Regions from separate parts of the Homo sapiens genome. Here regions 1 and 2 are each linked to region 3. Evidence: read pairs that join two places in POLR2A ChIA-PET (ENCODE). Cell type or tissue: K562. All regions are shown on one strand.

Region 1 (2,500 bases), 88 kb before region 3:
GAAAGAGAGATAGATAGATAGATAGATAGATAGATAGATAGATAGATATAGAGAGAGAGAGAAGGTCTTGCTCTGTCACCCATGCTGGAATGCAGTGGTGCGATCATGTCTCACTGCAGCCTTGACTTCCTGGGCTCAATTGATCCTCCTGCCTCAGCCTCCCAAAAGGCTGGGATCACAGGTGCGAGACATTGTGCCCATCATAGCACATTTTTTTTTTTGAGACGGAGTCTTGCTCTGTCACCCAGGCTGGAGTGCAGTGGTGCAATCTCAGCTCACTGCAACCTCTGCCTCCCAGGTTCAAGCGATTCTCCTGCCTCGGCCTCCTGAGTAGCTGAGATTACAGGCGCACGCCACCATGCCCGGCTGATTTTTGTATTTTTAGTAGAGATGGGGTTTCATCATGTTGGTCAGGCTGGTCTCGAACTTCTGACCTCATGATCTGCCCGCCTCAGCCTCCCAAAGTGCTGGGATTACAGGTGTGAGCCACCGTGCCTGGCCTATGAGCGTCTTTTGACATTTGATACTATTGACTACTTCTACCTTGAGGTTTCTACTTCTTGGGTGTCTCTGACACCATCCTCCCTGGTTTTTGTTTTCTTCCTACCTAGTTGATCTCACCTTCTCAATCTACCAGCTCTTCTTTCTCCATTTAGCCCCTAAACATACAGAAGCTCTATCCCTGGACTGTTTTCCCCTGTATTTTTCTGTCCATTTTCCCTGATTAGTGTTCAAACCCTTGGCTTCAACTATCATTTAAATGCTTCAAGACCCTAAAAGCTACTTTTTGACCCAAGCCTCCCTCTGAACATATCTGCCTACAGAATATCTCAGGCCCCTCAAAGCGCAGTAATCAGATCCAGCCCCCAATCTGTTCTTCCTCCTAAGGACCGGAGCCTGGCCTACCCAGCCACATGTCAGACTCTCTGTGTTATCTTGACTCTGCCCTCCCCTTAACCTCTCACCAAGTCCTGCCCTTTAGACCTCTGTGATGTCTCCTGACCCTTTGCTCCACTCCAGTCCTCATCTCCACTGTCATTGCTGCCACTCAGGCCCTCATCCCCTTTTCTTGGGAACTGTAACAGCTTTCTGGGTGGTGTCCTTTCTTTAATACTATCCCATCATGCTACCCTCCACATTGCCATCAGTGAGACATTACCAAAAAGCTATTTTGACTCTGTTACCTTACATTTCATGATCTACAAATCTCTCAGCCTCATTTTTGGCCACTCCTGCCTGAAATGCTAGGCTCCTATCCTATTCAATTTCTTCCTGTCCTCTGTTTAAATCGTACCATTTCATGCATCTTGACCTTTGCACGTGATGTTCTTTCTGCCTAGGTGACCCCCATCTCTGTGCCCTGGTGAGTTCCTACTTATCTTCCCAGAACCCCCGCGCACCTGGTTCCAGAGTCTGTGTTCTTCTCTGTGGTTTCAGTGTCACTATAGATACTTTTGTCATACAATTATTCCCATTATGTGTTAAGCATCTGTTTACTCATATAACCTCAAGAGGGGAGAGTCCTCATCTTGGTTTCTTTTATATCATCAATGCCTGGCACAAAGCAGATTCTTCAATGAATCATCATTTTTAATGAAGGCATAGTATTCCATAGTAGAAATAGATGAGTCATACTTTGGTTAACTCATTCCAAATATAGACATGTTGTTTATTTTACTTTTTTTGAATTACTAATGTTTATTTTTCAAAACGAAGGAAGAATTTTCTTCTTTTTTTTTCCCCCGAGGAAACACCAATTTTAATTTAAAGAAAAAAAAATCAGAAAAATATCTGTGAGAATAATGGAGCAAAACAAGTCCTGAAAAAGAGTTCTGCATCTTGGTCATGTTTATTGGAAGAGCTTGAGAAAACTGAAAATACCATTTAGCTTAAGAAGTTGTGAGTTACGACAGGCGTAGTGGCTCACACCTGTAATCCCAGCACTTTGGGAGGCCAAGACGGGCAGAACACGAGGTCAGGAGATCGAGACCATCCTGGCAAACATGGTGAAACCCCGTCTCTACTAAAAATACAAAAAATTAGCCGGGCGTGGTGGCGGGCGCCTGTAGTCCCAGCTACTCAGGAGGCTGAGGGAGGAGAATGGCGTGAACCCGGGAGGCGGAGCTTGCAGTGAGCCGAGATTGCGACACTGCACTCCAGCCCGGGCGACAGAGCGAGACTCCGTCTCAAAAAAATAAATAAATAAAATAAAGTAATTAGCTCATCTAGGCCTAGCCTGATAAGATCCAGGGGCTCCTCTACAGTGTCGGTAGTGCGTTTCTGGTCTGCGTCGTCCGCCATGTTTCAAACCCTGCACCCTTTCCCGCCTCATTTTCTTCTTTTTTTCCCCCCCTTCCAACTACATCCTACACGATGTCTTCTTTTTTATTTTAACAGAAATACAGGCTTTTTGTAAAGGAAAATTCAGGCAATATGGAAAGGCATTAAGACAAAAGTAAAAATTATGCATCATATCATTATCCAAAGATAGTTGTTGTCA
Region 2 (2,500 bases), 490 kb before region 3:
CCTGACCCACAGTCTGAGAATGAAACCTGGGTTCAGGAGAGATGTGACACAGATAAGAATATCTACTAATTAAAAGGCCATATCTCTGCACTACTAGAAAATCAGTACATATATGGGCTGGGCACAGTGGCTCACACCTGTAATCCCAACAATTTGGGATTACTCAGTATTATTCAATATTCACTTTTTGCCTTTAATTCCAATAATAACTGCTTCCCTAACTAGTCTACCATACATTATGATAATACCTTCATCTATCACAGAGGACACATAACGAGAAACACCAAATCCTTTAAACACAGAGTTTGGGATTACAAGTGGCAAGGCTGGGAATCACTTGAGCCCAGGAGCTTGAGACCAGCTGGGAAACCAGTGAGACCCCCCATCTCTACCATTAAAAAAAAAAAAAAATTAGTTTAATTAAAATAAAATCAGCTGGGCATGGTGGCTCATGCCTGTAATCCCAGCGTTTTGGGAGGCTGAGGCAGGCGGATCACGAGGTCAGGAGATCGAGACAATCCTGGCTAACACAGTGAAACCCCATCTCTACTAATAAAAAAAATACAAAAAATTAGCCAGGCGTGGCGGCGTGTGCCTGTAGTCCCAGCTACTCAGGAGGCTGAGGCAGGAGAATGGCGTGAACTTGAGAGGTGGAGCCTGCAGTGAGCTGAGGTCGCACCACTGCACTCCAGCCTGGGCAACAGAGCGAGACTCTGTCTCAAAAATAATAATAATAAAATAAAATCAGTAGACATAGGGATAGGAGTTCCAGAGCTTCTAAGTTGTTTGAAGTGAGACCGAATAACACTATTTTCAGCCAAACTCAAGGATCTTTGTCATTATAACATTTTAATGACTCACATGAATACAGCAACAATAAAATCTTTCATACCTCACCACAGACAATAACATTAGGCTCCTCAAAGCTCATTTTTTGCCAAGAACAAATATATTTTTTTCCTGTTTTAGAGGCTTGAACATAAATACAATCAGAAGGTCCACGGAGTTTTATTTTAAATAACAAACATAACTCTGTGTTAATAGGGCCAGAGGCAGGGTGGTGGAGGGTAACATTATAGCTACCAGTGATGTATATTTCACAACAGTCAGACTGCCATTGAAAAGAGATGTTAAGCCTTTTATTCTAGAGACCCAGCCACCAATCTCGTTGTTCTTTTAGAGGTTCAGGCTCACTAACCAGTTTATTTCGAATATCCATGTCACAAAGTGCTTCTGCCAGGATGGAGCAAGCCTCCTTCACTCCCCAGTGTGCAGCAGCATGGAGGGGAGTCCAGCCATCATAATCCTGAACATTGAGTTCATAGCCAGCCTGAATTAAAAGTCTAAAAAGAAAACCCAAAACAAGACATATATCTTCTGTATATTACAATTTTCTGGCAAATACACTATTACCTAATTGATATTTCAGATTTTGGCCCTGAACCACAGGGGTCTTATGATTACTTCTGCCCTCTAAGGCACAGTTTGGGTTTCATAGTTAACTACTTTGCGTACCAATCATAGATGACCTTTACCAATCCTCTCAAAAAAGTCATAAGATATTTCCTAGGCATATCCATTTTACACCATACAAGGGGAGTATACGGAAACGTATGTACCTAAGATTAACCAAAGCATAATTCAATTAGCCAAATCACATAACTCTGTTAAAGGTACATTTTCCATTTTCCAGTGCAGGGAAGAAGTAACATATAAAATGAAGACTCTAATAGGCTGTGGTCATTCTCTCTATCTGTAATAGTGTCAACAATAAAGATAAAGTTTAAAAAAATAAAATAAAATGAAGACTCAATTCTCTTCAGGGTATTTTCCCAACTAGCCTTCTGGTTGGTCTTTCTAGGACACTATATTTACCATATACCCACATATCTCCAATTTTTTGCTAACTATAAAGCTATAATTTAACTTGTATGCATGGAAGAGAAAAGATTTGACTCCTGAAGACCCAAACCACATTGGGGCCCTTATGGATAGCGCTATCAGGCAGAAATGGAGCACCAAAACACTGCTATACCTATTAAAAACCCTGCATTAGGTGAAATATGAAATACTGGAAGAGTCCAGTTAACAACTGCACATATAATGCCTTTGGCAACCCATGTATTTGGGAAAGCCTGTGAACATTAAGTACCAAGAGCTACAAGAAGCATGTATGGATGTAAGGAAAAATGGAACAGACAGAGTAGTAGAGTCCAAATCCCTCATATAAGTTTGGCTATCCTGTGCCAGCTGGACATCGCATACTCAAGATCTATATAATTAATCTAATGACACAAAAGAAATTATATAAGTCAAAACGGAACAAATGATCACAAGTATTACAGGTCACAAGAAGAGGTCGTTGCAGGGATATTAATGACAAATCAGAGAACTGGAAGAAGTCCCCTCCTAGGACCATGTACCTCAACTCTGTTTCACATCATACATGTTAGTGAGAAGCTAGAGGAATGGTAGGAGGGAGGGAGACAATCCATGGATG
Region 3 (2,500 bases):
ATTAGATTCCATGCAAAACACACATGGATAGAACCATCAGAGAGTGCTACAGAGCAGAGACCACAAATTCTTATATTGGCTGATATAATAGTCTTCTGTCAAATGTTCATCTCCCTGCCCCCATGAGTAGGAACATAACTAGAAAAACTAAGTGTGGATTAGGGAAAGTAAATCCTGACTAGATAGTGGATGCTGTTAAGGAATTTCTATTAATTTCTTTTAGGTGTGATAATGGCATTGCAGATATACTTTTTAAAGGATTCTTTTCTTTTAGACATAAATACATAAATATTTATGGGAAAAATTTATTGGCTTTGGGAATTAGCCTTAAAATAATCTGGGTGGGGGTATATATAGATGAAACAAGATTGGCCACCAGTTGACAATTGTTGAAGCTGGGTGATGGGTCTACATGGGTGTTCATTATATTATTTTTTCTACTTTTGTATGTATGTTCGAAAATTTTCATAATAAAATTTAAAAAAAAAAAAGAAAGAAAGAAACCAACATTGGGAGGTTGGCCTTAAGACAGTCTTAAGGTCTGTCTTTTCCCCAGAAGGACAGCCCCAAGATGCATACTCTGGCTATTGTGCAAAGTGAGTCTAGGCTGCCAGAGGGCCCTTGGCCTGCTTCTCCCTCCAGGGTCTCCCTCCAAGGGATGGGATATTCCAGAGATCCTCCTGATTGTTTACCATCTTTTTCATGAATATTCCACCCTTGCCTCTTCCAGGTCAACTCCTATTTGTTCTGCCTGTCTCAGGTACCACTTCCTCCAGGTAGTCTTCCAGGACTCCCTCAAGGTCAGGCACCTTGTCTGAGCGCTCCAATACCAGTCTGTACCAAAGCCCTTGGGACATGACTTTTGTATAATCATCTGTTTTCTTGGGCTGTCTCACTCACCAGCTTGTGGGACTTGGAGGGCAAAATGCAAATGCAGGGCCCAGCACACAGCAGGCCTTCAGCCTCTGTTTGTTGAGTGAATGTTAGCAGGGGATTGGGGAGGGTAGAGGTGGGACTTGGAAGAATTGACCCCAGCTTCTCTCCCTCCCTTTAAAGGGCCAGACCTGTCAGCCAGTGTAGCTCCGCCCTAATCATCCGGGAACTCTCCTTCAGCCCAGGTAGAAGACAAAGCCCCTGGGCAAGCTGTAGCCAACGGTTCAGTGAAACTCTTGTCCTTGTCTCAGGTTTCAGGAACCGGATCCCAACCGGTCAACTTGTGTGTCCTCTTTCCTTCCCAAGTGGGAAAGAAAATCTCCAGCCTGCCTCCCCCTCCCTTCTCCCTGGTGTTAGCAGGGGCTGGGGATTAGCGCCTGTACCCAGCCAGGGTCAGGGCAGCTGAGCTGGTGGGGGTGGAGGAAAGCTCTCCCTAGAGGTAAACTCGAGAAGCAAACCCGAAGCAACCTACTAATAGCGGCTGCTGGGCCTGAGCCCTCCTGACCTTCCACTCCCACTGCCTGCACAGCCTCAGCAGCCCCCTCCCCCATCGGTTCTAGTTCACAGCTCAGTGTCCATGGTATCTCTACGGGGCCGGGAAGGCCCGAGGCCGGCGGCCTAACCCTCAGAATGCCCTTTGCAGAGGGTTGGGACCTATCAGGAGTGCACTGAGCAGCACGGCTCAATGCTTAAGGAGATTAACCCCAACTGGTACACACCCAAAATAGCCCTGGAGGCTAGGGTGAAGAGGGCAGAAGAGGTGACGGGGGCCTGTTGACCCAGGGAGGCAAAAGCAGGCACCGGAGAGGGTTAGACTGTTAAAATCTCGCCCTGAAATTTGAAACTGCCTCCATCCAGAGTTTGAAAAAGCAACTGCTTGTTTCTTAAACTAGGTGGTACAATCCACAGGTGTTTGTTTTAAATATTGTTATTATACGTTTTCTTCTGTATGTATATAATATTTAAAGAATTTTGAGGGCAGGTGTGATGGCTAATACCTGTAATCTCAGCACTTTGGGAGGCTGAGACAGGAGGATCACTTGAGTTCAGGAGCTCGAGACTAGCCTGGGCAACATAGCAAGACCCCATCTCTAAAAAATTAAAAATTAAATTAAAAAAAAAGAATTTTACCAGCCTGGCCAACATGGGGAAACCCCATCTCTACTAATAATACAAAAAAAAAAATGGCCAGGCACGGTGGCTCACACCTGTAATCCCAGCACTTTGGGAGGCCAAGGCGGGTGGATCACCTGAGGCTGGGAGTTCAAGACCAGCCTGACCAACATGGAGAAACCCCTTCTCTATTAAAATACAAAATTAGCCAGGCATAGCGGCACATGTCTGTAATCCCAGCTACTAGGGAGGCTGAGGCAGGAGGATTGCTTGAACCCGGGAGGCGGAGGTTACGGTGCGCCGAGATCGTGCCATTGCACTCCAGCCTGGGCAACAAGAGCAGAATTCCGTCTCAAAAAAAAAAAAAAAAATGCTGGGCGTGGTGGTGCATGCCTGTAGTCCAGCTACTTGGGAGGCTGAGGCAGGAGAATCACTTGACCCGGGAGGCGGAGGT

Evidence for each region. Peaks named below come from ENCODE experiments on the same cell type or tissue, not always from the same donor. Only the 100,000 strongest peaks of a DNase experiment are listed, where the experiment ranks them.
Region 1: POLR2A ChIA-PET joins it to region 3 with 5 read pairs; 7 of 35 experiments call an interaction of 5 or more read pairs at or near these places.
Region 2: POLR2A ChIA-PET joins it to region 3 with 5 read pairs; 3 of 35 experiments call an interaction of 5 or more read pairs at or near these places.

What each region holds. Positions count from the first base shown.
Region 1 is chr1:202,028,407-202,030,906 of GRCh38, reverse strand. No RefSeq gene overlaps it. Among named protein-coding and RNA genes, the nearest start is that of ELF3, 19 kb to the right of the region's middle. In K562, no CTCF peak of the experiment used is centred here; a DNase peak (open chromatin) is centred at 956.
Region 2 is chr1:202,425,883-202,428,382 of GRCh38, reverse strand. PPP1R12B (protein phosphatase 1 regulatory subunit 12B) reads right to left here. Exons shown (of 24, transcript NM_002481.4): 5 at 1,199-1,343. Among named protein-coding and RNA genes, the nearest start is that of PPP1R12B, 78 kb to the right of the region's middle. In K562, no CTCF peak of the experiment used is centred here; no DNase peak of the experiment used is centred here.
Region 3 is chr1:201,940,666-201,943,165 of GRCh38, reverse strand. All of the region lies in intron 1 of LMOD1 (leiomodin 1), which reads left to right. Among named protein-coding and RNA genes, the nearest start is that of LMOD1, 4.6 kb to the left of the region's middle. RefSeq lists an enhancer at 766-1,715. In K562, no CTCF peak of the experiment used is centred here; DNase peaks (open chromatin) are centred at 1,095 and 1,495; H3K4me3 peaks cover 668 bases.